Regions from separate parts of the Homo sapiens genome. Here regions 2, 3, 4, 5, 6 and 7 are each linked to region 1. A link is a contact called in ENCODE Hi-C or POLR2A ChIA-PET data. All regions are on one chromosome and are shown on one strand. Each heading gives the region's core, a stretch centred on a gene start or an enhancer-like site at or near the end of the contact. The rest is flanking DNA. Distances are from core to core; before and after follow the strand shown. Region 1 holds the start of CLCC1 (chloride channel CLIC like 1). Region 2 holds the start of PSMA5 (proteasome 20S subunit alpha 5). Region 3 holds the start of EEIG2 (EEIG family member 2). Region 4 overlaps EEIG2 (EEIG family member 2). Region 5 holds the start of PSRC1 (proline and serine rich coiled-coil 1). Region 6 has its middle 15 kb from the start of HENMT1. Region 7 overlaps CELSR2 (cadherin EGF LAG seven-pass G-type receptor 2).

Region 1 (4,074 bases), core at 1,054-3,553:
GCCTATTCAGTTGGTTGGGGGGCTTAGAATTTTATTTTCGTTTTATAGTAAGAAGCCAAAGGACACAACAGAGTGAAAAGGCAACCCACTAAGAGGGAGAAGATGGGGCCGGGCATGGTGGCTCATGCCTGTAATCCCAACACTTTGGAAGGCTGTGGCAGGAGGATCACTTGAACCCAGGAGTTTGACACCAGCCTGGGCAATACAGGGAGACCCTGTCTCTAAAAAAAAAAAGAAAAGAAAAAGTGGGAGAAGATATTTGCAAATCCTATCTGATAAGGTGGTTAATATCCAGAATATATAAGGAACCAAAACACAACAAAAACCCATTAAAAAATGGGCAAAGCCAGGAGTTCAAGGCTGCAGTGGGCCATGATCATGACACTGCACTTCAGCCTGGGTGACAAAGCGAGACCCTGTCTCTTAACAAAACAAAATAAAACAAACAAAACAAATGGGTAAAGGACTTGAATAGACATTTCTCCAACAAACATATACAAATGGCATGACCAATAAGCACAAGAAAAGATGCTCAACATCACTGGTCATTAGCGAAAGGCAAATCAAGACCACAGTGAGATACCTCACACCTATTAAGATGGCTACTATACAAAAATAAAAAGATGTCAGTGGAGATGTGGGGAAATTGGAACTTGTGCACTCTTGGAGGGAATGTAAAATGTTGCAGCCACTATGGAAAAGAGAATGGCAGTTCCGCCGGGCGCAGTGGCTCATGCGTGTAATCCCAGCACTTTGGCAGGTCGAGGTGGGTGGATAACGAGGTCAGGAGTTCGAGACCAGCCTGGTCAACATAGTGAAACCCCATCTCTACTAAAAATACAAAAATTAGCCAGGCATGGTGGCAAACGCCTGTAGTCACAGCTACTCAAGAGGCTGAGGCAGGAGAATCGCTTGAACCCGGGAGGCAGAGGTTGTGGTGAGCCGAGATCGTACCACTGCACTCCAGCCTGGGCAACAAGAGTGAAACTCCATCTCAAAAAAAAAAAAAGTACGGCAGATCCTCAAAAAATTAAAAATAGAATTACTACATAATCCAGCAATTCCACTTGTGTATATATATTCAGGAGTTGAAAGCAACAGATATTTGAACATCTGTGTGTATACCCAAAAGGGTTAAAAAACAGATATTTGTATATCCATGTTTACAGTATTATTTCACAGTAGCCAAAAGTGGAAACAACCTGTTATCCATTAACAGATGACTGAATGAACTGGTATATACATAAAATGGAATACTATTCAGCCTTAAAAGAAATTCTGACACGTTACCACATGGATGAACCTTGAGGACATTATGGTAAGTGAAATCAGTTACAAAAAGACAAATGCTGTATGAGTCCTTATATGAAATACCTAGAGTAGTCAAATTCATAAAGACAGAAAGAATGGTAGTCGCTGGGAAGGAGGGAGGGGAAGAATGAGGCGTTACCACTTACTGGGTACAGAGTTTCAGTTTTGCAAGATGAGTGCTGGAGATGGATGGTGGTAATGGTTGCATAACAATGTGAATGTATCTAATACCACTGAATTGTACCTTTAAAAATGGTTAAGATAGTAAATTTTACCATCTTCACAGTTTCCCGAGATTGCAAGGCCAGCAGTTAAAGACAAAAACAAAACTACTTCCAACTGCCCTACAGTGTGCAGACCTTTCCCTTGTCCTGCCCTGAGTAGAACTACAGTTGTCATTCGTGATCCTCCCTTTAAAAAATTATGCTTGTGGCTAGGCGCGGTGGCTTACACCTGTAATCCCAGCATTTTGGGAGGCCGAGGCGGGCGGATCACCTGAGGTCAGGAGTTCGAGACCAGCCTAGCCAACATGGTGAAACCCTGTCTCTGCTAAAAATACACATTAGCTGGATGTGGTGGTGCGCGCTTGTAGTCCCAGCTGCTCGGGAGGCTGAGAGAGGAGAATTGCTTGAACCCGGGAGGCAGAGGTTGCAGTGAGCCGAGCCGAGATCGCGCCACTGCACTCCAGCCTGGGCAACACTGTGAGACTCTGCCTCAAAAAAAAAAAAATCATGCTTGCGTTTCATGGCGAATGTTACACATTCAAACTTATCAAATATATTAATAGTAAGAAAATAGGTTTCCTATCCGTTGTATATATTTGAGTTCCAGGCGAGATTTCCTTCGCAGAAAGAGTTCCGCAGATGAAAAGTAAAAGAAAATCCGCGGCGAAAATAACCCGCGCGCAGAGGCCGGTCCCGCTACTAGCCCCGCCCAATCAACGAGGCCAATCAGCGGCCCGCAACGGGGGAGGGACACGCAGCCGTCAGCCGAACAATTCGATGACGAGGCCCAGGAAGCACGCTGAAACCCTGGGCGGCGGCAAGCTGTGCGACCTCTTCTGCGGCCGGCCTGGGCAGGTGTCTTCCTCGAGAGGCAGGCAGGGGATCCCGGACGTGAGTCCGTGCAGTTGGGTGTGTTGTGCGGCGGGTGGGGCGGGTTACCCGCCGTTACGCCCTGGCGGGTCCAGCGGACTCGCGGCGCAGACGCTGGGGAGGCCGCAGGCGCGACCCGGGGCGGGGACCGTGCTAGCTGCGTGCGTCCGCTGCGGCCTGTGGGTGCCCCGGGCTCCTACCTCAGCTCCCGCGCCGGCGGCTGCCTGTCCGCCGCGGTTGCGCGCGTTCCGGGGAGGTGCTTGGCCCAGAGAGCGGCCTACGGAGAAGGCACAGCGAGGGCAAAGCGAGACCTGAGCGCACGTTGAATTCTGTTGGCTTTGGTTATCTCTGAAAACTTTAAGCATAATTTGAATAAATGCTGTCAGCAGAATAGCTCGGATTTAGTTGTAGTTAATTTTCTAAAACTTCAAATCTGTGAATTAACACAGTTAACAACAACAACAAAAACGGACACAAAACAACCTCCAAAATGGATTTTTTTTTTTTTTTTGAGACGGAGTCTTGCTGTGTCACCCAGGCTGGAGTGCGGTGGTGCTATCTCCGCTCACGGCAACCTCCGCCTTCCGGGTTCCAGCGATTCTCCTGCCTCAGCCACCTGAGTAGATGGGACCACAGGTGCGCGCCACCAGGCCCGGCTAATTTGTAAATTTTATTTGTAGAGAAGGGGTCTCCCTGTGTTGTCCAGGCTTGTCTCTGACTCCTGGGCTCAAAGGATCTTCCCATCTTGGCCTCCCAAAGTGCTGGGATTACAAGCGTGAGCCATTGCGCCTGGCTCCAAATCTGATTTGAGTGTAAAAAGTTAGACACACCATAAGCTGTAGGTTTATTACTGGGTGGTGAAAAACAATTCAGGTTTTCTTTATAATAGTGATTATGAAGTGTTCTTCCCAGACTAGCTTTATCGTCATCTGGGAAATTGTTAAAAATGCAAATTCGCAAGTTTGAGAGCCATGGTTCCAAGAAACTGCATAAGCATACGAAATAAGTTGCAGCCTCCCGACTTATACCCTGGTACTTCTAGTCTAAAACAGGATTTGACTCTACTAATCCAGGTTAGTCTTGCCTTTCCCATTACTCATGTGCTTTCGTTGAAACCAAAGACTTTTTCTTTTGTGCCCATTTCTACTCACTGCCTGGCCGTCTGCACGACGATCTGTGTTTCCTGGTAGTTCTCCAGTCTAGTAGCTACTATAAACTACTCTCCCTATTTCCCGCTCTGTGGAGATGTCGTTCCAACAGGTCCTCTCCACTCTAAGACCCTATCCTCTCAGAGAAGCCCCTGAGAGCCATTAGTACTTTTGCCCTGGAGAGGCAGTTTAGGTAGAGCCAGTCTGGGTTCTACCACTTACTAGCTTGGTGGTCTTAGGCAAGTTACTTTGTGTGATCTGTAAAATGAAGATGAGTGAAGATAAGAGTACTACTTCCAGTAGTTTTGTGAGGATTAAATTAATGTAACAGTGCTTAGCACATAGTAACAAAATATTAGCTACTTTTTTTTTTTTAGACGGAGTTTTGCTCTTGTTGCCCAGGCTGGAGTGCAATGGCGCGATCTCGGCTCACCGCAACCTGCACTCTCTGGGTTCAAGCAATTCTCCTGCCCCAGCCTCCCGAGTAGCTGGGATTACAGGCATGCGCCACCACGCCCTGC
Region 2 (4,074 bases), core at 1,159-3,658, 460 kb before region 1:
TAATCCAAGTTGTAGCATGTATCAGAATTTCATTCCTTTTTAAAGGGTGAACAATATTCCTTTGTACGTACACACATTTTAACTTCAATTACTTTTAAATAGCTAATTTCTCATTTTATTTCTTTCAAAGACACATTATGCTAGCTGCTAGATTGTTACAATGCACTCTCTTGGGAGAAAAGATTTTCCTTCCTATCCACAATTACCTGCAGCTCCCCTTCATTTATGTTATATATAGCACAAACACATTTACCCAGAGGAGATTCTACATTCAAGAACATTTCGTAAGCAATTCACTACTGTCTCTGACATTGATAGGGTCTGCAGAGCACCATGGAACCCTGGGTGCTCAGGAAATATTATGCTAAAGTACCTACGTAGTAAAATAACTCCGTTTTTTTTGGTTTTTTTTTGAGATGGAGTCTCACTCTGTTGCTCAGGCTGGAGTGCAGTGGTGAGATCTTGGCTCACCGCAACCTCTGCCTCCCAGGTTCAAGCAACTCTCTGCCTCAGCCTTCCGAGTAGCTGGGATCACAGGCACCCAACATCACGCCCAGCTAATTTTTGTATTTTTAGTAGAGACAGGGTTTCACCATCTTGGCCAGGCTGGTCTTGAACTCCTGACCTCGTGATCCACCCACCTCGGCCTCCCAAAGTACTGGGATTACAGGCGTGAGCCCCTGTGCCTGGCCATAAAAGAACTTCTAAAGAGCAGCTGTAGTGAATTTACGACCAAGACTTTTCCATAGAAAATAACTGATAAGGTGAAAAAAAAAAAAAGCTTGTCAGAAAGCTGACAAGAAAGCTAAAAATTACCATTCTTTTCTCAGAAATCTAACAGATCCCAGAGGATTGCTACTTGGAGTTCTTCCTCAGTTTTATTAGTGCTAAACATCTGATTGGCCAGGGATGACCAAACTAAACTCCTACTGAATCCATGAAGGAAGTCAGAAAATAAAGGGTGGGGAAAACTAATCTTGGTTAATACTCAAAAGGCTTATTTTTACATTTCCTGCACCTTTGAAATGCCTTGGTGACTTACAAACCTAATCTAGGACCAAGAATGAACTTTACTGGAGAGATACAGGCCTTGAGAGGTTAAGGACTTGACTAGTGGTATCACATTAACAACTGGAAATGAGATGCTGGCATTTCCCTTTCCAGCATATACTGCCTGATAAATGATTTCTTTCCCCCGACTCCAGCTTTAAGGTGTAAGTGACAAATAGAAATTGTTCATGTTTATGGTATACAACGTGACGTTTTGATATACATATATATACACACACACACTGCAAATAATTAAATGAAGCTAATCAACATAATCCATCATCTCACATACTTTCCTGTGGTGAGAACATTTAAGGTGTACCCTCTTCACAATTTCAAGTACACAATATATGATTATTAACTATAGAACTCATCCACCTTCTCTGACTGAAACTTTGTATCATTTGACCAACATTTCCCTATATTCCCCACCCCCGTGCCAAGACTTCTTACTTGCCTTTCTTGAACAAATACTTGAATTACAGTGTTATTACGAAGCTGCAAAGTTGCTCCTCAAGCAACTTATTGAAGGGAAGCAAGAAGCGTCGAAAAAGAAAGCGCTTTTTTTTTTTTTTTTTTTTTCGGATAGGGTTTGGCTGTTGCCCAGGCTGGAGTGCAATAGCACGATCTGGGCTCAAAGAAAACACTTATTTTTCACAAACAACAGAAAAAGCAGTGAATATTTTGAAGTCTGGATCCTGAACTCTAGGTTATTTAGGTCTGAAACCTGTACTAGGGGGAGGGGTGCAAGAAAGAGTTGATAAAATTACCTTAACCATGTGGAAACTTTAAGACTTTCTTACATACTAACCCCTCGCCCCCCACTTTTCTCAATAAACGAGCCAAACTGGCTGAAACGAAGGGACTCGTCCGCGGCGCCGGCTCAGACCCACTGTAGCCGACTCATTACCGCCCAAAGTCCTGGAGCCCTCGACCGGGCATGGAGAACACCGTGGAGGAACCCTAAGAGAGGGAATCCTGCGAAGAGAAGTCAGGTGGTGGCCTTGCCGGAAACGGGACCAAAGTCCTCTAGCTGGGATTACGGGAGCCGGCGAGGGACCTATTATGTCAGGGTTCAGACAACCCAGCTCTGCATGCAAGCCTTTCCAATTGCCAGTCTTGGGGCGGGCTCACATCTTCTCTACAAGGCGAACTCACTACACGCCTTGGGTGCCTATCGTCCCTAGCAACCACCCGCGATTTAAGGCGGAAGTACCTCCCTGGTCCTCCTCCTCCTCCGGACCAACCAAGCCCTCGTGAGGAAGCGCGTTGGCCCAATCACCTAGGCGGGAACTACTACCAGCCAATAGGAAGCAGGCACAGGAGGGCGGGCTAAAGAGGTCGCGGTCGCACGCGCAGTTGGTCCTTAGTACTGCGGCCGTGTGGGTGAGTTGGCTGCCGGTGAGTTGGGTGCCGGTGGAGTCGTGTTGGTCCTCAGAATCCCCGCGTAGCCGCTGCCTCCTCCTACCCTCGCCATGTTTCTTACCCGGTCTGAGTACGACAGGTCCGTGCAGCTGGGGGACGTCGGGTGGGAATTATGGGTGGGCAGGCCCGGGACCTGGCCGCGCGGCCTGGGTTCTGCCGTGTCATGGGGCTCCCCAGGAACCCGAGACTGGCCGGACCTGGGGATGTTATGCCCTCCTCAGGCGCCCGCCGTCCTTCCCCAAGCTAGACCACATCGGCGGCACTTGTCCTACCGCTGAGTCACCCCTGGGTCCTAACTCGGTGCGGAAGCGAGAAGCTCCGGCTGGTGCTTGGTAAAGAAGGCGTGAGGAGCCGGAACTCCTACCTTGAACCCGGAGAAGGCCAAGGGTCACTCTTTGCTCCGTTCATCTTTTCGTGCCTAGTATGACTGCCTTGAACAAACAAACAAAAAGTTAAACGTGCTTCCTGGAAGAAAAAGCAACTGGTTTGTAGTAGGGCATGCTGCGGTGTATAGTTTCTTCAGAAGCGCGAAGGCAGTCGTAGCTTTGGCTGGATATATTGTCTGGAGTCTGATTTTATAGGAACTGGAATTTAGAATGGTTTTCAAGAGATTTCTCATCATGCCGATTCCAATTGACCAAAATTTTTTCTGACTTTTTAAAAGTTTAAAGCAAGTTTTAAAAAACTTTTGTGGTATGAAAATGTTCACAATATTAAGTTGTACATATATATGCTGTAGACATTTTTACTTTCAGTTTCTGTTTTCGTCAGTTAAGTTTTTACATAGCTACTCTTTTTTAAAGTCAGGGAAGGCAGACATTTTCTTTGTACTGAGTGGTATGAGATGCTGCATTTCCTGTCAAGTATATGCTGATCCTGTCGAAGTTTTACCACCTGCAGTTACCACTTTTTCATCTTTTTTACTGACTCGTAGAAGATGTGTGTGAAGTTTTGACATATTTCCCCACTGTCCTATAAAGTGACTTTGTTGGTCGATATTTAACTTCCAGAACATTGAAGAGAATCATCTTCGGGTGACATAATTTTGAGTTAGGGTGTGTATGATAGAAATTGTTATGCTTATCAGAAGGCATTTATTAAATTTTGTGGCCATTTACTTAACATATGTATTGACTGCTTTGTTACTTATTTTTCTGTCTTCCCAAGACGGCCTAAAATACATCCCTTTTTATTCTCTTAGTTAATGTGCTTGAGTGCTTGCTGTGAACAAGGCACTGTTCTAGGTGCTGGTGCTACAGCAATGGACAAAATCAAGCTCCTTGCTCGCATATAGGAGACTCTTTTGAGACAGTCTCGCTCTGTGGCCCAGGCTGGAGTGCAGTGACGTGATCTTGGCTCACTGCAACCTCCCCCTCCTGGGTTTTGTTTGTTTTTGAGACGGAGTCTCGCTCTGTCGCCAGGCTGCAGTGCAGTGGCATGATCTCGGCTCACTGCAACCTCCGCCTCCTGGGTTCAAGCGATTCTCCTGCCTCAGCCTCCCGAGTAGCTGGGACTACAGGCGCGCGCCACCACTCCCAGCTAATTTTTGTATTTTTAGTAGAGACAGGGTTTCACCATGTTGGCCAGGATGGTCTCGAT
Region 3 (4,074 bases), core at 830-3,329, 400 kb after region 1:
GCTGAGGGGACCTTAGGAAAGTTAGTTATGCTTTCTGAGCCTCAGTTTATTTATCTACGAAATGGAACCCCTACCTTATAGACTTGCTATGAGAATTAAATAAGATAATATATTTAGAAGCCAACACATATTTGCTGAATAAATGACTGCCTACAACGAAAGAATAAGTGACTTGTGGGAAGTAAGCCAAATAAACATAACTGAGGTAGGAAGGAAGCCCCGTAGACAAGTGCCCTGACCACCAGGTGTCACCACTGGCCCAGGAGCGCCAGTCTAACTGCCTGGCGTCGGGGGTGGCACCCTGCAGCAAAACAGTCTAGGCCTCAGGGCAAGACTGTCACCTGCACCAACAGGACCTTCACGAATCGGCTTAGGCTTTTCAACAAGTAAGAGATGGTCCAATATTTTTTTTGCACCAAAATAGGTTACATTCTTCTCTTACAGGTGTTTAAAATACTTAGCTGAATATCCACTGATGTGTCACCACAGTTTAATTTTAAAAACTGTCTTCGGCAAACTATTAATTTCATATATCCTTTGGTTTAGCCAACTAGACATTTTCTGGCTTCCATAGGCTTCAATATTGCCCCAAAGACAAGTTTCTAGCCCCAATTCCACAATCCAGTGACATTATTTCCTTTATACTATAAATGGGATGACGGAATTTTTTTTAAGTAGAATATTTTTAGGGCAGAAATAAAGCCTAAGACCAGTATATATGGGCAAAATAACATTAACTTTTAACCCTTCTTGATCTCAGGAACTCAAAAGTTCATTTAAAAAATTGTTTTCTCTCTCTATGTATATATTTTAAAGAAAGCACCTTAGGGTACATCTGTCAACCTGTGAGTAGCTCTGAAATTACTCAAGAAACACTGCCACACCTATTATTAATGCCACACCTATTATTTAATAGCTTCATTCTGTAACCTGCTAATGCCTCTCTCTGGGAGTGCCCAGGGGCTCATTTTAAAATGAGGGCAGGGCCTGGGCTCCCCATCTGGCTCTAAGCCCTCCCACAAGGAGACCTACTAGTGGCCACTTCAAGACTAATTCATCCAGCATTAGCGCCTAACTGGAGACGCCGCTCTCTGATGAGGCACAGACCGTTGTCTCGTCTGCCAGGAGCACTTGACTCAAGTCAAGCCTGGCCAGGCCTACCCCAGCCTCAGAGTGGGTGGCCAAGTCCCCTTGTAATCTACAAGGGAGAAGGAATTGTGCTAAGCACAGGTTTCTGTTCAGAGCTGGGCTCTTGGAACTCCTGCAGTTTGGGTTATTTTAGTTTTTAACAGCTCAAGTTCTACTTTGCATTTCACAAATATGGAAATGTCTTAAGAGAAAACAGAAGCATCCTCCCTCTCTGGCCATTGCTCCCATTCCTAGAGGATTTGGGAGGGAAGAGCAGATACCAGGCACCATCTGGAGTCAGGAGCGCAGGAACCAAGGCCAGCTGAGAAGAACCCATTTGCAAAGCACTTTGCAGATCAATAAATTCGACTGATTTTAGAGCGGTCCCTAGGGAAAGGCGAGCAAATGGGCCAAGGAGAGATGCTGCCCATCCAACAAGCCCTGGCCAAGCAGAAAGGGGCGAGGCGGCGCGGGAGGCGAGTTACCTGGAGGACTCGGCGGTGAAGCTGCCGCCGTCCAGCAGCCGCATCTTGCAGAAGAGGACCCCATTGACGAAGGGCACTGAGGAGAGCTCCTCGAGCTCGAAGTCCACCTTAAACTTAAACTTCTTCTTCTTCATCATCGTGAGAGCCAGGCGCCTGCAAGCTGGGCGCACGGCCGGGCGCCGCCGCCTCAGCTTGGCCGAGCCCCGGATCAGCCCAGCCCCATGGCCGGGGCCGCGAGCTGTGCGCGGGGGCGCGGCCGGGGGGCGCCGCAGGCCGGCCGCGGCCGGGGCCGCTGCCGCCGCCTCTCGCGGCAGCCTGGGCCGGAACGCGGCGGCAGCTGCGGCGCGGACCCCGACCGCCCGCGGGGAGCGGTCGTGCTGCAGCTCGCCCGGGGAGGTGAGCGCCCTTTTGGTGCTCAGCTCGCCGCCGCCGCCGCCGCCGCCTCCGCCGCCGCTGCCGCCCGTCTGGGAGTCGGGAGAGGCGAGGCTCGAGGAACCGCCGCCTCAGCGCCTCGGGGGTCGGGGGCGCCCCCAGCGGCCGCGGCCTGCAGCGCACGGCGGGGCGGAAGCCGGAGGGAGGGCGGGGACTTTGTGGGCGGGCGCGGGCTTGGCCGCGGACTCTAACCCGCGACGGCAGTTAGCACGTCACGCCTTTCTGGGGTTAAAAAAAGACAAACCCGACAGAGAAAGCTTCCTTCTACCGCTTCCTCTCCGCCTTTCTTTTCAGTTTTTGCACCGCCTCCTTTCTCCCCCACCCCCTCCAGTGGTTTCTTTCCTTTGGGTTTGAGAGCCATGGGTTAATAGAGGCAATTAAAATCTCAGCGTTGTTTTGGTCAAATTGAAATCCTAAAACTAAAATTTCCGTTAGGTACTCTAAATTCACGAGCCTTCAAATATAAAAGGAAGATAAGGTAGGAAAAAGGAAAATGATGTGCTGAGGGACTATCAAGGGCCCAGGCACCGTACTGCTGCAGGCGCTTTCTCTGGGGTATAGCTTATCTAGTTCCTGTCACCCAGGACAAAAGATAAAAGAGCAAAGAAGCAGTTAAAATAATACCCTCCCTTTAAAAATTTGTCTGTCTATACTGAGAACTGAAATGCTTAAAATCAAATTCTGCAGGCAGTCTGGCATGGCTACGCTGTAATCCCAGCTACTCGGGAGGCTGAGGAGGGAGGTTAGCCTGAGCCGGGGAAGCGGAGCTTGCAATGATCGGAGATCGCGCCACTGCACTCTAGCCTGGGCAACAGAACAAGCCCCTGTCTTAAAAACAAAACAAAATCTTCAGAGCAGGCTTAAAAAAAAATCTCCCTAGGGGAATAACAATTACCTGCCTTCTGTAATCATGCATGTATTGTTACAATGAATGTTACAAAGTTGGTTACGTGATGTTCATGTTTTTAAACTGAGTTATTGTCATTTTCACTCAGATTCTGCCACAGTAATTCTGAAAGGGTTTAATTGAAAATATTTTCTTTCTCAGTTTACTCGTTTACTCATTCATTCATATAAAAAAATTGCTTAAAATGTCAATCATCGGCTAGACCCCATAACCAAAAGCCAATAACTGCCCTCAAGAATTTTACAATCTAGTGAGGAAGACATGTTTAGACAGGTCATTAAAAAAACACAACCTAGCACCAAGCTATGTAGAACTCAGAGAAGCAATTAATTGAAGTTAATCAGTTTTCTGAATTTCAAAGGATGAAAATGATTTGGGACAAAGTGGGGTAAGTTGTTCTAGGAGAAATAAATTAAAAAAAAAAAAAGATTCAGAGGCAGGTTCGGGGGTGGGGATTTGGTAATGGATAAAGCTTCTTACCCTGCAGGACAGGGGGCAAAGACAGTGAGATGCATTTGGGGACTTTGAGATTTGTCATTTAGAGCACTGGATGAATGTTAATTTCATTGACTGAACATTGAAAGCAAGAGGAGGGCAGGTTGGGAATGGAAGAGATAATGAGTCTTTATGGGATCTGCTTGCAGTACATCTAGGGAGAGAGAGGCAGCCTTAGCTCATAAAAATGCATTGGCAATTGAAAATATACATTTGGGAATTGAGGTAATCGCTGATGGCTGAAGCCCAAAAGGTGGATAAGGATGAGTTACTCTGAAGAATATTTAAAGGGTAGGCAAAGAGGAGATCGTGAAGGTGCCTAAGAACAAGCAGTCAAGAGAAAAAGGAGATGAAGAAAGAGATGGCCTGGAAGCCCAGACGGTTTTAATCATGTAACATTCGTAGTTACAAAGTTCTATTGTGTGCCAGGCACTATGCTGGGTACTAGAGATGCAAATGAATAAGACATAGGGGCTTATAAAGGAATGGAGAAAAACAGAGATATGCAAACAGATCAACTAAAGTGTGTGTGTGTGGTATGTGAGTATGTGTGTGTGAGAGAGAGAAGAGAGAGAGAAAGAAAGAGAGAGAGCAATCTGTGATCCATGTAGGACAGAGGACCATTTC
Region 4 (4,074 bases), core at 949-3,448, 380 kb after region 1:
CCTACAGTTCTTCACTATTTTCTGCCCTGGCACTATGCACCTGCATGTCTGCCTTCGTGGTTTTCCCATCCTTTAGGATGCCCTCCCAAATGTCTTCTTATCCTTTCCTAGTATCCAGCCTCACCCACATGGTAAAAAGAGGAGGGAACAAATTTTAGACTCAGCAGATCTGAGCTCAAGTTTAATTTCAACACTGAAGGGATGTTGAAAGTAATTTGTAATTATTCTCCTCTGTATAAATTTCCTCTTATGAAATGTTTTATAGTTAGGTACAAATTGGTAAACATATGTTGTCTGGATCTAAAATGCTTATAAAAACTTACTAAATTAAATGGCATTACACACACACACACACACACACACACACACACACACACACCCCTCTGCGTAAACCACCAAGTGTTATATAATTCAAGACATTGCTCAAAAGCTTTTCCTATGATGCATTTCCTGAGTCCTTGGGTAAAATGATTCTCTGGTTCCTAAAAACTCCTGGAGTCTTCTGCATGCATGTCTGGAGTAGCTGCCTTGCAAATGAAAGCTACTGAGAGTAAGGGAAATAGGAGTTTAATGAAATTTTTGCTATGTATTATTATTAATTTTGCCATCCTCCAGTACTGTGAAAAATACTGCTACATATTATGAAAGTATTCCTCCGTTGGTATTTTCACAAGTATAATTATCAAAAAGGAACTCTATAATATCAGAGGAGGAAAATGTATCAGTTTTCTGGAACAGGAATATTAAACAGTAAGTTCAAAAGAATATGTTCGGGTCACCAAGACATACTTGGAAATACAGGTAAGAAGATGGTAGGGTGTTTACATTCTTGAGATCAAGAGAGAAATGAGCCAACGACATGGCCAGGGTATGACAAAACAGCACAAAGAGTTATTACAAACTGTACTATGAAGGCTCTGCTCTGGTTGTCTTGCTTATCCTTACACTAATGATATTACAATAATTCAGCACTTATGCGGATGAAGTAACTTATAATCAAAGGCACAGCAGCACAGCCTACTATTAATATAGCTCTACTTTGAAGGAAGGTCTGGGGAGGAGATGGAAGGGATCATATGCATTGGTAAAAGGATGAGATTATAGATGGCTGTATATAAAAGGACTGTAGTGAGCATACATGCTGGGACCTTCCTTGAGTGGCACAGACCTGCTGTGGTATCTCCTGCTGATATTGATTACAGTCAGTGTAAACAGATTTCATGTTTATGCCTTATATTGTGTTACTTGACCCATCTGACACCACTCCTCACATAGAAGGAAACCCCAGAGGGAGCAGGGTAGGTTAGAGAAACTCTAACAAACAGTTAAAATAGCTTCTTAATTATTTTGAATGCCGGACTGATGTTCCTTTGAAGGCAATACAGTACCAGCAGAGAGTCATGTGGCAGCTAGGGTTTATATAAGTTATCTTAGCAAAAATAGCTCTTGAATTCATTTTGACTTACTACCAGTTGGTAATAATTTTCAGTTTCTTGAATGAGCAAACAGTAAGAGCTAATATTGCAGTTATTACTGAGTTCCTAGTTGCTTCAGGAAGGCTTACACTTGATTAGCATAATGACGGAAGTTACAGTTTTCAATTGTGTATAATTACAAATGCATATTATCTGTATTCCTAGTTTGATGATTTTGTTTACTTTTCTATTAACAGAAATTATAAAGGTAATTTATGATTGCTTATAAGAGGTTATTAATTTAGTTTAAAGCAAAATCTTGCAACCAATTACCTTTTTTTGGAAGGACTATGAATAATCTTTTCTAACTACTTCCTGAGGCTATTTCTAAAGCTATTTCTATGTATTTCTGCCTCATACATAAAGGAAATAGTGATGTCCACAGAACTGTCCACATAAGATATTCAGGTACACTTCCTGTAAGTCATTTGTTAACCATAAAGATGCCTGGGATGGTACACAGACGTGATACTTTAACAATACAAAACCTTATGGTAACCTGAACTGGCCTCAAAAAGGTAAAAATAGCAGATAAAATGTTAATAACCATGTTTAGACACCAGCACTAGAGAATTCTCAGAAACTGCCATTGAAAGGTGGTTGTAATCTGCGAACAAGGAAATACAGAAAATGTTAACTAGAAATAAAATGTCACTAAATGCGTTTATTCTTATGCTATGCTAGCGATGACTCACTTAAATAAAACAAAGCAAACATGCAAAGTCCAAAATCGATACTATGGGTAGTTCCTCATTTCAGTAAGATAAAATAAGTCTTGGGTGTAAGCCAGTTTTTAAGCCACAATGCTTGGAAATAGCATTTGATTAGGAAAAGTCTGGGAATTTCTTCTTAAACTAGTAATCAGGTTTTAGGACAGAAAAAAAAATATTTTTTAAGAAAGCATACAGACTCTCAATCATGAGTTTGTTTTTAATATTTGTATCCCTATTTTCATTTACACTAATCCTTTGCCTCAATGTATAATCATGTTCAAGTCCTTCTCCTAAAAATAAATAAAATATTGCTGTTTATTCTTGTCTCTTTTACCCAATTGCATTTTTCTCCTTTTCTTCATTAACAGGGCTTCCAAAAGAAGTTACACTCCACACTTCTGCTCCTTCACCACCTGCTTGCTCTCTAATCCCTTGAAACCTGGTTTCTGTTCCTACAACTCCATTGAAACTTTTCTCTCAGAATTCCCTGAAGACTTGCTGATTGCCAAATAAACAGAGCATCTCTCATATTACCCCATCTCTCTACGCTATGGCAGAGCTGAACACCCTGTCCTCTAACGTACTTTCCATAGTTAGCTTCTGTGATACCACATACCTCCCCAATGTTTGGTCTCATTGGCCCTAATTAGGTCTTTTTCTACCAAGGTTCTGTCCTCTGGCCCTTGTGTTTTGTCCTGCATACTATCGTTGGCTTTATTATCTTGTCCCGGTGGATTATCTTAAAATCTAGGTTTGCGATCCTAACTATTCTGCAATCCTAACAGTTTATGTCTGTTTTCAGACTTAAACTTTCAGCCACTTACCACATACTGTCATATACCTCACTTGCTTCTTACACTCAAATGTTTAACAGCACAGAATTAGCAATAAAGGGAATACGTAGGAAACAACAGTAATAACCAAAACAGAAGAACTGTTACTTAATTTACACTCCATCCATTAAAGAATATGCATAGTATTATTGAAATAAATATACTAAAGTTTTTAGTAACATGGTACATGCTTATATTACAATGTTCAGTTAAAAAAAAAAAAAGCAGGAGGGTTGGACACAATGGCTCATTCCTATCCCAGCACTTTGGGAGATCAAGGTAGGTGGATTGCTTGAGCTCAGGAGTTCAAGACCAGCCTGGACAATGTGGTGAAACTCCATCTCTACAAAAAAAATACAATATTAGCAGGTGTGGTGGTGTGCACCTGTAGTCCTAGCTACTCAGGAGGATCACCTAAGCCCAGGGAGGTCAAGGGTGCAGTGAGCTATGACTGTGCTACTGCACTCCAGCCTGGATGACAGAGTGAGACCCTGTTTCAAAAAAAAACAAAAAACAAAAGGCAGCATAAAAAATTATGTATGTAATTTGGTTTCAACTGTGTAAAACACAAAATGGAAGACACTGGAAAGCTATATTTTAAGATATTAGCAGTGATTACCTCTGATAGGTAACATTTTCTTCTAATTTTATATATTTTCCACATTTTGTATGCTGATCAGGAGAAAGTGTGTGTGGGGGGTTCAAATCATATTACCTAAAGAATAAAATCATCTTCATGTGACTGCACCCAAGGCCTGCCAAATTCTGGTTCCCAGAGGACCTTTCCAGTCTTGTCCTTCACTGCATCCCCCAAATATGCTCTACTCTGCTCCCCCACTCAGCTACCATATTCTCTGCAATGTATCTGTTCATGCGCTTATCAAGTCTGTTTCTGTCCTACCCCAAAGCAGGACATTTCTACCCTGAAGATCTTTGCTGCCTAAACCCTGCTACAGAGCTGGAGGGCAATGCTCAAAATTCTCTCTTGGATTTGCTTAAGAAAGAAAAAATTCTGTTAAGTCTTCTATCCAAACCATGATGATTATTATTGGT
Region 5 (4,074 bases), core at 1,575-4,074, 320 kb before region 1:
GCTGGGATTACAGGCGTGAGCCACCGCCCCCTGGCCAGATCTCTGTTTTAATGTTAATGTTGGTCAGCTGTGCCTGATTCCCAAAGGGCAGAGAGTATAATGAGGCATGTCCAACCCCCACTTTCCATTATGGCCTGAACTAGTTTTCCAGGTTAAATCTGGAATGCCCTTGTCAGAGAGAAGGGGTCCATTCAGTTGGTTGGGGGGCTTAGAATTTTATTTTTGGTTTCCAGCTTCTTGGTCTCTGGTGGCATTTATTACAGTGACATCTCACTCCTGCAGACCTCACCACCTCAACGTCACAGCCAAAAACTAGAAAGTAAACAAGAAAGCCTATAAATGGCCAAAAAAATGGGCATGAACTCTGAGGACTAAAGCTCAGGTTCTGTTTACCAGAAAGCTCCTCAACCATTCCCTTAGGGCTTTTTCACTTTAAATATTCAGAACCTTTCTAGGAGCTCAGTTTATTACTGGAAAGGGGTCTTGATCCATCCAGACCCCAAGTGAGGATTCTTTGATCTTTCAAAAGAAAGAATTCAGGACGGGTCCACAGAGTAAAGTGAAAGTGAATTTATTAAGAAAGTAAAGGAATAAAAGAATGGCTACTCCATAGAGCAGCCCCAAGGGCTGCTGGTAAGCTATTTTTATGGTTATTTCTTGATTATATGCTAAACAAGGGGTGGATTATTCATAGGTTTTCTGGGAAAGGAGCATGATTTCCTGGAACTGAAGGCTCCTCTCCCTTTTATACCATATAGACGTTGCCATAGCATTTGTAAACTGTCAGGACGCTGGCAGGAGTGTCTTTTAGCATGCTAATGAATTACAACTAGCATATAATAAGCAGTGAGGATGACCAGCTGTCACTTTCTTTTTTTTTTTTTTTGAGACGGAGTCTCACTCTGTCGCCCAGGCTGGAGTGCGGAGGTGCGATCTCGGCTCACTGCAAGCTCTGCCTCCCAAGTTCACGCCATTCTCCTGCCTCAGCCTCCCGAGTAGTTGGGGCTACAGGGGCCCGCCACCACGCCCGGCTAATTTTTTGTATTTTTAGTACAGACGGGGTTTCACCGTGTTAGCCAGGATGGTCTGGATCTCCTGACCTCGTGATTCGCCCGCCTCGGCCTCCCAAAGTGCTGGGACTACAGGCGTGAGCCACCGCGCCTGGCCTACTTTCTTTACCATCTTGGTTTCTGGCAGATTTGGCCGGCTTCTTTACTGCACCGTTTTATTAGAGGGATGTTTGAGATCTGTATCTTGTGCGGACCTGCTGTCTCCTCCTGTTGTTACCAGAAAGGGGTCCGGATCCAGACCCCAAGAGAGGGTTCTTGGCCCTTGCATAGGAAATAATTCAGGGCAAGTCCATAAAGTGAAAGCAAGTTTATTAAGAAAGAAAAGGGATAAAGAATGCCTACTCCAGAGGCAGAGCAGCCCGGAGGGCTGCTGGTTGGCCATTTTTATGGTTATTTCTTGATTATATGCTAAACAAGGGATGAATTATTCATGAGTTTTCCGGGAAAGGGGTAGGCAACTCCCTGGAACTAAGAATTCCTCCCCTTTTTAGACCATGTAGGGTAATTTCCTGATGTTGCCATGGTATTTGTAAACCGTGGTGATGCTGTCTGGAGTGTCTTTTAGCATGCTAATACATTATAATTAGCGTATAATGAGGACTGAGGACCTCCAGAGGTCAGTTTCATCGCCATCTTGGTTTCGGTAGGTTTTGGCTGGCTTCTTTACCGCATGCTGTTTTACCACCAGGGTCTTTGTGACCTGTATCTTGTGCCAACCTCCTATCTCATCCTGTGACTTAGAATGCCTAACCTCCTAGGAATACAGCCCAGGTCTCAACCTTATTTTACCCAGCCTCTATTCCAGATGGAGTCGTTCTGGTTTGAAGCCTCTGACAAGTTCACTGGTGGCCCGGGCAACATTTAGAAACAACAGAGACAACACTCCTAACAAGTTGGTTTAAGCATTTTACAAATACTGCTTTTAGTTCAGAGGGGGCTACTTACAAACACCCCCTCTAAATCCCCTAAGGGCACACGGTAGAAAACGCCTTCATAATTATCCTCGTAACACCGTAACTGCGAGGACCAACATCCTCCTTTCACAGATAAGCGAAGAGAGGTGAAAAGAGGGCAAATATACTCAAGGCAGCCGCCTCTAAACCGAAACTTGGGTTCTGAGGTCAGTTAAACTTGGGTTGCATTTGAACCTAAGCCTGCCTGCGTGAAAAGCCCGTTGCTTTCTTTGCACCTCAGCTGCCTCAGGTTCTTGAAGAGGCGATGGAGGATGTACTTCTAAGAGAACCTCAATATACCTACAATATAAGTGTTTAGGTGCTCCCTTAACTTGGAAAAAACCCACAACTGAGGAACCTCGGCCAATGCGGCGCCTGCATATTGAGTGCGCCCAAGAAAACGAATTTCCTCCCGTAGAGCGTCGGTTAGCGGCCACGTTAGGCAGCACAACCGTTCTGGAGACTGGGTGCTCGGCGGCCCAGCAGAGGGAGCGGGGCGGGGCGCGAGTTCCATACTCGTGGGTCCGTTTCTTCCCTCCTGGCCAGCCGCGCTCTGCTCCCATCTGCCTACGGGAAAGAGAGTCTCCGCGCACGCGAGCACGCGCACTCGCAGCCTCAACCCTCGGCTCCGCCACCGGGATGCAGTCTTCTGGGAACGGTTCTCCCCCAGCCCCCACCGGCTGACTTCCGGCCGGCAGCTCCTCAGCCCCTCCCCCTGAGGATTCACCAATCACGGTGCGCGTGTGGCTTGAGTAGGTGGGGCCTGAGAGATTCGAAAGGAGCCCCGCCCCCTCGGAGCTGATTCCCGGGACTAGGTTGCGGGAGAAAGCCTGTTGCGTGGAAGATAAGGCGGCGCGGGAAGTGGACACAGGGTGGGCTGGAGGTGTGCTTCGCGTGTGATGCCAGGGGAGTGGAAAGGTGGCTTGGGGAGTGCAGAACCCTGAGGATAGTGGCGGGGAGGAAGATGGGGCGTGCAGGCCGCCCCCAGTGAGGAGAGGCCAGGATGCAGGGCGGCTCCAGGGCAATCTGGGCAGTTGGGGGAGCCCTCCGTATCGTTCCCGGAGGTAGCAGGAGTAGCTGTGCGGGAGGTGCCACTCCTGGGCGCTTGCTTTGCCTCCAGCATGACCCCCGACCCTGGCTTGCACCCTGAATCTAGCTGCGAGCCTTGGGCAGAATGGATACCTGAGGAAAGGTATGGTTTCTCTCCAGCTCAGATCTAACTGGACTCTCGCTCCTGCTGGCTGGACATGGAGGATTTGGAGGAAGGTAAGGAAAGGAGGGAGGGAAGAATGAAAGGGAGGAGTGAGACCCAGCGATGGAGAGCTGCATCAGGGACCCATGACTGGCTTTCATTCTTCTTTCCCCTTCAGATGTAAGGTTTATTGTGGATGAGACCTTGGACTTTGGGGGGCTGTCACCATCTGACAGGTACCAGCCTCTTTATCCCACTTATTTTCCTCTAACAGTACCTCTTTGTCTCGAATCCCTTACTGCTGAATTATTGGCTTGGGTTGGTAACTTAGCAAGGTTTGGCGCACTTGGGGCTGCTGGGCGGCTGGCTGACTCGGGCCTCTATGACACTATTGGTAGCGGGGAGAGAAGGGAGAAGCTGGAGTTAGATTTCAGGGTGTTAAGAAGAAGGATAAGTGGATTTGCTGCATCTCCATCCTGGCATCATTTCTGATGTCCGTAAATGCTAAAGGCCTATTAGGCCCCATAGAACCAGGTATCTCATCGCCCAGAGGCCACATCTCACAGCCAGCATGGGCATCGGGGCCTAGGGTCATGTCCCTGGCTCTGTTGTGGGGCTTTTATGCAGTCTCCCTTGCATAATCTCCTGTTCCCTTTTGCATGGGCATGATGCCTGGTTTGTTTCCTGTCTCAGCCGTGAGGAGGAAGACATAACAGTGTTGGTGACTCCAGAGAAACCACTTCGACGGGGCCTCTCCCACCGAAGTGACCCAAATGCAGTGGCACCTGCCCCCCAGGGTGTGAGGCTCAGCCTAGGCCCCCTCAGTCCAGAGAAGCTGGAGGAGATCCTCGATGAGGCC
Region 6 (4,074 bases), core at 1,160-3,659, 320 kb after region 1:
AGGTTTAATTGACTTACAGTTCTGCAGGCTGCACAGGAAGCATGCAGGAAGCTGGGGAGGCCTCAGGAAACTTACAGTCTTGGTGGAAGGCGAAGGGGAAGCAGGCACGTCTTATATAGCTAGAGCCGGAGGAAGAGAGCTTGGGGAGGTCTACACACTTTTAAACAACCAGGTTTAATAACAAGAATAGCAAGGGGGAAATCCGCCCTCATAACCCAATCACCTCCCACCAGCCCCCTCCTCCAATATTGGGGATTACAATTTGACATGAGATTTGGGCAAGGACAGAAATACAAACCATATCAATTGTGATATTAAAAATTTAAGAGAAAGTTATCAAATATAGTGTTCAAAACCTTTTCTTTGGGGTAAGAGTAGCTTTAAAATTTTTCTGGGATTCTCTATCTCCTTAATGCCAAATTCTAACCTGTGTAATATTTAGCCTAGAACATCAATAAAACAGGAATGCAGGTGGTTGGAGGGCATAGAAGCCTCTTCATGATGTAATTGCTGTCCATGTTTTGTTGTTGTTGTTGTTGTTTTTTTGAGACAGGGTCTTGTTCTGTTACCCAGGCTGGAGTGCAGTGGCACAATCATGGCTCATTGTAGCCTCAGCCTCTGGGCTAAAATAATCCTCCCACCTCACCTCCTCCCCACCAGTAGCTTGAACTACTGGCATGTACCACCATGCCCAGCTAATTAAAAATTTGTAGAGATAGGGTCTCACTATGTTGCCCAGACTGGTCTTGAACTTCTGGGCTCAAGTGGTCCTCCTGCCTCAGCTTCCCAAAGTGCTGGGATTGTTTTTTGAGCACCCTCTTCTGAGGATGGAATTGGGGTGGTAGTACTTCTCTGGTTGGAATTGGGGTGGTAGTACTAATGGGAGAAAGAAACATAGCTTCACCTCATGGGGGAAAACAGTAGTTTAAATGAGAGGCATTTCTTAGGCACAGGAGTCCAGAGGTAAGCCCCAGGCATGGGAGCTCTGCCACTTTTGGGACCCAGACGTCCATCTTGCATGTTGTGGCTACTTAGTATGCCATCCAGGGACAGAGAGAGAGATTTGAGCTCTGGCTACTACTTTCATATTCTGAAACAGCAGAAAGAAGAGAAGGGACAAAGGGCACACACAAGCTGTCTGGTAAAGCTTGCTGTGGGTTGTTACGCAACACGACTGCTTACTTCCTGTTGATCAGAATGTGGTCTTCAGGCCACACAAAGGGAAGCTGATATATTAGTCTGTTCTTGCATTGCTGTAAAGAAATAGCAGAGACTGGGTAATAAAGAGGTTTATTGGCTCATGGTTCCACAGAGTGTACAGGAAGCATAGCAGCTTCTGCTTCTGGGGAGGCCTCAGGAAACTTCCAGTAATGGCAGAAGGCAAAGGGTTGGGGCGGGGCGAGGCATCTCACATGGTGGGAACAGGAGCAAGGCGGAGCGAGGGGTGGTGCTGAACACGTTTAAGCAGGTCTTGGGCGGACTCTGTCACGAGAACAGCACTAAGGGGATGGTGCGAAACCATTCACAAAGGACCCACCCCCATGATCACTTCCCAGCAGGCCCCTCCTTCAATATCAGGGATTACAGTTTGACATGAGATTTGAATGGGGACACAGATCCAAACCGTATCAGCTGCGAAATACAGTTTTTATTCTGGGAGGTCATGTGTCCACTTGGTCTGCCAAGGAACAAGGGGAGAAGGAACACTGGCAAATAACCATCTGTGCCACAGCTAGGACATCCTGAGCGGTCTGGAATGGGGGCTATGGAGATGCAGAGTTGGTGCCTGGGAGAGGGCTGGGGGGAGTAATTCTCAAGCTGAGTTTCCAAGGGTTAATAATTAAGCAGATGGGAAGGGGATTTGGTGAGGGGGGAGAGAATTGAGGGATTCTGATGAGAACCGTCTTTTAATCACATTACATTGGTAAACCAGCTGTTTTTTCCTTGAATTTCTAATACTGCTATCAGACTTCCCCCATGAATGCTCAAAGGTGCACATGAACAAGAGATTTGTAGCCCCACCCTATTCCTGCTCTCAAAGGCCCTCTGTCCGTCCTCACCTTTCTAGGCCTCTGCAGTTTTCACTCTAGAGTTCCCTTCTCATCATTGCTCTTCTGTGGTAGAGCCAAGGTTTCTAGCCAAGACCAGCCGTTTCTCTGATCTTTCTTGAAAGTTAATCAGTTAACTTTGTTCGAGCCTAATCACTGGAGCCCCCATGTGGAAACATTTTAAGTGCTCATGACTGCCATGGGGGCTGGAGCTGCTCTTCCCCATGGCCTTCCCGCTCTCTCTGCGGCTTCTGTACCTACGTTCTTCTTGAGAAGTTTGTCTTTCCCCCAACCTGGATACAGGCCTTTCTTTGCACACTGAAAGGCTCATTAATACTTGAGGTCAGGGGTTGCCAGACGTGCTTTTGGGGCTAGACAGTAAATCTTTGCAGGTGATCCAGTCTCTATCACAACTATTCAACTCTGCTTGAGTCAAAGCCACCACAGACAATGTGAAAACAAGTGCGCTGAGCAGGAGACAGAGTTTAATCTGCAGTCTTCTTTGAGAGAAGGTTCTCACTGCCACTGCCCACCTCCCAGACTAGATACGAAATCTGCACTACCAGGTATTGAAACCTCCCTGGCCCTTGAGATCTGAATATAATTTGCCTCCAACTCCTATTTCCATAGTCTGGGTAACTCCAAAACTCTGAGACTTCTATGATTTCCTAAAAGCTTACGTTATCACAGCACTGCCTGCCTTCAAGTTCAGTTCCATACAACTGAGATGTGAATCTCAGCCCCTTCTATGCTGCTCCGAGGCTCCTCAAACACATCCCACCTTACCCTCCTTCTCATCTGGCAGCAGCTCCCAGCTCACCTTCCCCAGCTGCCCTCGCTTGCCCCACCCCCTCCCCTCCTTTCCTGTGACTGCCAACCTGCTGCCCCACGGCACGCCCAGCAGTTCAGCTCCCTTCAAGTGTTCTCAGCCCTCAGTTCTGCCAGCGGTTATCAAGGGAGAACTCCAAATAAAGGCAATTTCTTCAACTAGAGTTTGGGTGCCAAGAACATTAAATCTTTATCTCGTTATGCCTGGTCCTGTGGAGACTGTGTGTCGAGCAGTTGACAGGAAGTCAGGGACTGAGCAGTGTCAGCAGTGGCAATGTGGTCTTTTGAAGACTGAGAACTGTGGGTTTCTGCCTTCATGAAGGATGCTAGGTGCTAACTACAGCAAACATGGCTTATCATTATATTTGTGAACCTCGAACATTTGAGACAGGTCTCAGCTAATTTAGAAAGTTTATTTTGCCAAGGTTGAGGACACGCTCCCATGACACAGTCTCAGGAGGTCCTGACAACATGTACTCAGGGTGGTCGGGGCACATCTTGGTTTTATACATTTTAGGGAGACATGAGACATTAATCAATATATGTAAGAAGTACATTGGTTCCATCCAGAAAGGCGGGGACAACTCAAAGCAAGGAGGGAGCTTCCAGGGCACTGGTAGAGGAGAGACAAATGGTTGCATTTTTTTGAGTTTCTGATAAGCTTTTCCAAAGGAGGCAGTCAGATATGCATCTACCTCAGTGAGCAGAGGGATGACTTTGAATAGAATGGGAGCTAGGTTTGCCCTGAGTAGTTTCCAGTTTGAATTTTCCTTTCGCTTAGTGATTTTAGGGGTCCAAGATATTTTCCTTTCACATATATGATGCACATCCTTGGTGATATCTAGAAAAAGGGGACAGCTGGGAATATTGCTGAGGTCTAGCAAACAAGCTGCTAGGAGCTGGAAGTTGGAAATGTGTATAGTAAATGTTAAATACAAGCTTTTGAAGCCAGCAGTATGTGTTAATACCTTTTATCTTGAAAGTTAACAATTCATGTCCTCTATTTCTCTGTTGGGTTCTTAATGTTCCTGCTGAATTGTGTGTACTCTGCCTGCACACTTTTGCCTCCACTGCTGCAACAATCTCATTTCTTTCTACATGCTCAACTTCATCCTGCATGCTAGACTCAAGCTAGAATTAGTCAGATTAAACTGTGATCTGATTGTATTGTCTTACCCAACAACATGACTCCCTGCTC
Region 7 (4,074 bases), core at 1,065-3,564, 300 kb before region 1:
TTGCATGGACACTGGCCATCCTCAGGGTCACAGACTCTGGACAAGGAGCCTGTGGGGTAGCAGTCACACAAGAGGCAGGTGGGGCTGCCTGGGGGCCGGTAGTGGTTCTCCTGAGAAAGGAGGGAAGAACGGTGTCACTGGCCAGGCTCTCTTCCCAGGATGCTCATGGGTCCTTCTCAGCTGTGGCCCCTGTGGAGAGGGTCCCGACCTCAGGTCCCCTCAGGAGCAGTATTCAAAATAATTAACACTAGCAATGCTTTGGAGTTGAGCCCATCAGCGAGATGTCACAGAATCAGAACAGGCTGCAAACCACCACCACACCAGGCCAGAGCTCATGGGTTACACATTGGCCCAGGGTCCCCCTGCGCCTCAGACACACGAAGGTAAGCAGCCAACTGCCCTGCCTGTGAGAGCAAAGGCACAAGGCCCTCAGCTCTACAGGAAGACCCATCCCTACAGCCTGCCCTCTAGGGCCCAGGAGATGTGGACAGAGGCCCAAGTGGCCACAGTGGAGGCTTGCTTGGGGCTGTCACCTTGCAGTGGCACTCGCCGCTTGTCTTGTTGCAGTCTGGGTCAAAGCCTTTGCTGACATCACAGTTGCATGGGCCACATGTGGGATGTCCCCACCAGCCACGGGGACAAGGCTGGTCAATCCTGCAGAGAGGGACCCAGGTAGGCATGAGCTCCCCCTGCCACTCCCACCTAACCTAGGTGAGCCCTATGTGGCCCTTCTGACCCTGGCTGTGGATCAGCCAGGCTTTCGGGGCTCTGAGGGACACACCAGAGAGAAGCAGCAGCCACTGGGACCTGCTGCCACATGCCCTGGTCTGCTTACCTGGTCTCACAGTATGGCCCAAGGTAATTTGGGGGACACTCGCAGGTATAGCCATGGGGGGCACTGGGCTTGCGGGTACACACAGACTGGTGCTCACACGGGTTCAGGTCACACACATTAGTACAGTTGTCACCATAGTAACCTGGGACCAGAAGGACCAGAGAGGCTCATTCCCCCACCCTCCCCTGGCACCATCTTCCATCAAACCCTTCATCTGTTTCTTTCCACATAGCATCCTATCAGCTGGCTATGGCTTTGTTGTGTAGGCAACTAAGACTCAGAGAGGTGGTGTGATGCCCCATGCCCCAGGTCACACAGCAGAGCCAGCATGTGGCCCCAGGCACCTGATAACCTGCCCGTTGCCCTGGATCCTTAGCATACCTGGATCACAGCTGCAGGAATAGCTGTCCCAGTCGTTGCTGCAATAGCTGTTAGCAGGACACGGGTTTGAGTCACAAGGGTCAGGCAGGCTACAGCCTTGCTCCACGTTGATGCTCTCCCCATGGCTGGGATCCAGGCTGTTAACCCCCTCCGGCGTATCGCTCACCCGCACACCCTGGGAGGGACAGGAGCAGTGTTGCCCTCAGTGGAGCGGGGCTGCAGGTGGTGGGGGAGGGGATGGGAGGGCAGGGCAGGACACTCACCTGCAAACAGCCCCGAAAGCCACGGGCCACACCGCCGGCTGGCCCAGGTATTCCGCCCACTGTTATGTTGCTCAGGTGCAGACCATGCAGCCGGGGGCCCAGGTTGCCCTCTGCTCTCTGCTGCCCATAATCGAAGGACAGAATGGCATGGCCGGGCCCCCCGCTGGCTCCCAGTGCCAGCTGTGCATGGTGCCAGTCACCGTCATTGGCCCGGCCTGGCTCCAGACGGAGAGAGGAGGCCTGAAGCCCTGTGCCCTCCACGCTCAGCATCACGTGGCCCTCTCGTAGCTGACACCAGGAGGAAAGAAAACAGGGTCAGCAGACGGCCTTAATCACTGTTCTCCAGCTCACAGTTCCCCTTTCTGGACCATCAAACCCATCCCGCTGCCCAGCTGAGGCCATAGAGAGGAAAGCGTATTTATTTCCCTCAGGCCCAACAGGTGGCAGCATTGACCTTCCCAACGGATCCAGCGGCCTCTATATGTCCCCACCCCTGCCCAGGACCTGCCCAGCCACTTCTGTCCAGCCGCCTAGAGGCTACCAGGGCCCTATGGCCAGGCCAGGGCCAGCCGCCCTTCCATGCATCACCTGTAGGGTGATGGTGCTGCGCCCCCTGGTGATGGCCTGCAGCAGGACACCGTCGGCCTGGCGCGTGCGGAACATGAGGCTGAGGTACCAGGGTTGGGAGATGGGCAGCGAGAGGCCATGCCAGGCCACCAGGCTGCTGCCCAGGAAGTGCTGTGGATTGGCCATTTCTGGGGAGGCAGGAAAAGGCAGACTGTGACGGGTGGAGCCTCAGAGGGCCCTGGGGCTGTGATGCTCAGCGGTGGCGGCTGCACGGGAGGCAGAGCCCACTCCCCTCATCAGCCCCGCCCTCCAAAGTGCGTACCTGCCCTGGGACCGCCCCACGCTGTGCCCAGGCCTGCCTCTGACTGGCCCCTTTGTCTCCTGTGTTGCCCTTTCAGGGCTCTGCCCAGACACGCTTTTCCACCCACAGCCCCGCTCAGCAGAGCCCTGCCCAGTGCCTGCCCCAACCCTGCCAGTTCCCAGACTGTTGATGGCACCCAGGCTGTGGCCTCTAACAGCCGCCCCTCCTACCCTGGGCGCAGCTCTTGCCCCCAAAGCCCAGGGGGCACTCGCAGCTGAACGCGTCCCACTGGTTCACGCAAGTGCCCCCATTGTGGCAAGTGTTGCTGTCACACACGTTCTTCTTGGCAGGGCAGCCTGGAATGGAGAGAAGGCAGCTCAGTGGACCTGAGCTGGGGCTCTAAAGAGAAAGCCTGTGGCAGCAGTTAGAGAGGCCTCTGAGACCCTCCATTCTGGCATCCTCACACCAGGCACAGCCCCTCCTCTCAGCACTGGGATCCCAGCCTGGCTCCACCCCGGGCCCCCATACCAGGCACGGTGCCATTGTTGGCAATGAAGTCAGCCATGTCTATGTGCCGGCTGTCCACCTGCAGGTTCCGCATGCAGCCCACGAACTGCCGCATTCGGACTGGGAAGCTCTCGGGCAGGTCAGGCACCCCGCCTAGTAGCAGGGGCCCCGTCAGATCCAGAGACCTGGGGGAGCAAAGATGGTGGCGGCACAAGGGAGGGCTGGGAGCTTCTGGTCCTCCGCTCGCTCTGCCGCCAGGCCAGAGACACGAACGGCGTAGGCAGGTGTCCAAGAGGCCCTGCAGAGCAGTGCTCAGGAAGGGCGTCACCCCTACCTGGAACTGTTCTTGTCGAACACTCAGCCCCCTCCCCAGACTGCCCCACAGGGCCTTGCTCTGATTCCCCAGTCTTGACCCCATCCCCAGGGCTGAGCAGGGGCTAAGAGAGGCAAAGGGAGAGAGACCCCAAAAGCCCACCCTCTCCACCTTCCCTCCCTGCCTGGCCCTGCCCTCACTTCACCCCATCCCTGGCCCTTTCCCCTGCTCACTTCTTGCTGCCACCCTGGGTGCCCTGGGCAGCACAGGAGTAGTTGCCCAGGACAGATCCGAAGCGCAAGGCCACTCCTGTGTCACAGCCATCCACGGTCACCACAGCCACCTTCTGCTCTGATGGGCCCTGTGGGAGCCCTGTCTGACCCAACAGTGGCTGTGGACAGGAAAGAGCAGAGAAGGGGGACACTGAGTACAGAGCCCACTAGGTTCATGGCCAGCACACACTGGGTGCCTCTGTGTGCACCCACATGCCCAGACACACGTACACACATGCATATACACACACGTGTGCTCACGTGGTTTATGCATGTAACTACCTTCCTCAGTGTCCAAGTTTGCGGCTGCCTAGTGGAACAGAGAGCATCGAGCAGTGCCCAGTGGGGTGGGAATGCCCAGCAAGGTGGCACCTTCCCAGCCGCTCCCTTCCTCTCAGCCAGAAATGCCCTGACCAGCCCACCCAAGCCTGGAGGCAATGCCACTCAGGGCTGGGTAAGCACCTGAGGCAAGAACAGAACCCCCAACCCTCTGTGCCCTCCACACCCACCTTATTGTAGTATTTCAGCTGCACCGTATGCCACTGGCCATCACTGACTCCTCCGGGCACGAATGGGGACACCGTGGTGGTTGACTCCCCTGGGGAAAGGACCAGGTGAGCTGGAATGCCTGACGA

The links. A loop is a pair of places that touch in the nucleus more often than their neighbours do. ChIA-PET counts read pairs that join two places held with the same protein, here RNA polymerase II (POLR2A). Pooled maps may share reads with other maps.
Region 2: a map of B cell shows a loop between it and region 1 (24-fold over the local background). The contact joins the promoter of PSMA5 here to the promoter of CLCC1 in region 1. A Hi-C loop is called at or near these places in 4 of 168 maps with a recorded cell type or tissue (B cell, ascending aorta and naive thymus-derived CD4-positive, alpha-beta T cell), 10 of 37 single-sample maps with no recorded cell type and 16 of 50 pooled maps. POLR2A ChIA-PET finds 5 or more read pairs at or near these places in 2 of 52 experiments (activated CD4-positive, alpha-beta T cell and activated naive CD4-positive, alpha-beta T cell).
Region 3: a loop to region 1 is called in a map of naive thymus-derived CD4-positive, alpha-beta T cell, with 4 times the contacts of the local background. The contact joins the promoter of EEIG2 here to the promoter of CLCC1 in region 1. A Hi-C loop is called at or near these places in 2 of 168 maps with a recorded cell type or tissue (CD8-positive, alpha-beta T cell and naive thymus-derived CD4-positive, alpha-beta T cell), 5 of 37 single-sample maps with no recorded cell type and 9 of 50 pooled maps. POLR2A ChIA-PET finds 5 or more read pairs at or near these places in 2 of 52 experiments (CD4-positive, alpha-beta T cell and activated CD4-positive, alpha-beta memory T cell).
Region 4: a loop to region 1 is called in a pooled map, with 2.8 times the contacts of the local background. The contact joins the enhancer-like site here to the promoter of CLCC1 in region 1. A Hi-C loop is called at or near these places in 5 of 50 pooled maps. POLR2A ChIA-PET finds 5 or more read pairs at or near these places in 2 of 52 experiments (HEK293 and activated T-cell).
Region 5: a loop to region 1 is called in a map of naive thymus-derived CD4-positive, alpha-beta T cell, with 4 times the contacts of the local background. The contact joins the promoter of PSRC1 here to the promoter of CLCC1 in region 1. A Hi-C loop is called at or near these places in 1 of 168 maps with a recorded cell type or tissue (naive thymus-derived CD4-positive, alpha-beta T cell) and 8 of 50 pooled maps. POLR2A ChIA-PET finds 5 or more read pairs at or near these places in 1 of 52 experiments (Panc1).
Region 6: a pooled map shows a loop between it and region 1 (3-fold over the local background). The contact joins the enhancer-like site here to the promoter of CLCC1 in region 1. A Hi-C loop is called at or near these places in 4 of 50 pooled maps. POLR2A ChIA-PET finds 5 or more read pairs at or near these places in 5 of 52 experiments (CD4-positive, alpha-beta T cell, CD4-positive, alpha-beta memory T cell, CD8-positive, alpha-beta T cell and 2 more).
Region 7: a pooled map shows a loop between it and region 1 (5-fold over the local background). The contact joins the enhancer-like site here to the promoter of CLCC1 in region 1. A Hi-C loop is called at or near these places in 1 of 168 maps with a recorded cell type or tissue (PC-9) and 5 of 50 pooled maps. POLR2A ChIA-PET finds 5 or more read pairs at or near these places in 3 of 52 experiments (OCI-LY7, activated CD8-positive, alpha-beta T cell and common myeloid progenitor, CD34-positive).

What each region holds. Positions count from the first base shown.
Region 1 is chr1:108,961,713-108,965,786 of GRCh38, reverse strand. CLCC1 (chloride channel CLIC like 1) reads left to right here and starts at 2,303. Exons shown (of 13, transcript NM_001377458.1): 1 at 2,303-2,426; 2 at 3,318-3,478. RefSeq lists silencers at 2,508-2,747, 2,886-3,180 and enhancers at 3,108-3,227, 3,600-4,074.
Region 2 is chr1:109,424,782-109,428,855 of GRCh38, reverse strand. PSMA5 (proteasome 20S subunit alpha 5) reads left to right here and starts at 2,408. Exons shown (of 9, transcript NM_002790.4): 1 at 2,408-2,554. The coding sequence starts at 2,526. RefSeq lists enhancers at 1,848-1,907, 1,414-2,345.
Region 3 is chr1:108,558,105-108,562,178 of GRCh38, reverse strand. EEIG2 (EEIG family member 2) reads right to left here and starts at 2,079. Exons shown (of 11, transcript NM_001010883.3): 1 at 1,614-2,079. The coding sequence starts at 1,750. RefSeq lists enhancers at 876-925, 1,389-1,488 and a silencer at 1,879-2,418.
Region 4 is chr1:108,582,620-108,586,693 of GRCh38, reverse strand. The region is part of intron 1 of EEIG2 (EEIG family member 2); the gene reads right to left. Among named protein-coding and RNA genes, the nearest start is that of EEIG2, 25 kb to the right of the region's middle. Within about 2 kb of position 2,198, at least 4 of the 41 ENCODE cell types and tissues checked have a DNase peak (open chromatin) inside an H3K27ac peak, as active enhancers do.
Region 5 is chr1:109,281,895-109,285,968 of GRCh38, reverse strand. PSRC1 (proline and serine rich coiled-coil 1) reads left to right here and starts at 2,824. Exons shown (of 8, transcript NM_001032291.3): 1 at 2,824-2,906; 2 at 3,233-3,289; 3 at 3,394-3,451; 4 at 3,909-4,074. The coding sequence starts at 3,271. RefSeq lists enhancers at 2,313-2,362, 1,730-2,455.
Region 6 is chr1:108,644,111-108,648,184 of GRCh38, reverse strand. No RefSeq gene overlaps it. Among named protein-coding and RNA genes, the nearest start is that of HENMT1, 15 kb to the left of the region's middle. Within about 2 kb of position 2,409, at least 27 of the 41 ENCODE cell types and tissues checked have a DNase peak (open chromatin) inside an H3K27ac peak, as active enhancers do; they include CD4-positive, alpha-beta T cell and CD8-positive, alpha-beta T cell, where a contact is called at or near this core.
Region 7 is chr1:109,261,771-109,265,844 of GRCh38, reverse strand. It overlaps CELSR2 (cadherin EGF LAG seven-pass G-type receptor 2), which reads right to left. Exons shown (of 34, transcript NM_001408.3): 5 at 3,949-4,037; 6 at 3,401-3,558; 7 at 2,876-3,039; 8 at 2,578-2,703; 9 at 2,068-2,234; 10 at 1,480-1,767; 11 at 1,217-1,391; 12 at 836-977; 13 at 534-654; 14 at 1-110. Among named protein-coding and RNA genes, the nearest start is that of CELSR2, 14 kb to the right of the region's middle. RefSeq lists silencers at 515-701, 2,080-2,129 and an enhancer at 1,120-2,102. Within about 2 kb of position 2,314, at least 4 of the 41 ENCODE cell types and tissues checked have a DNase peak (open chromatin) inside an H3K27ac peak, as active enhancers do.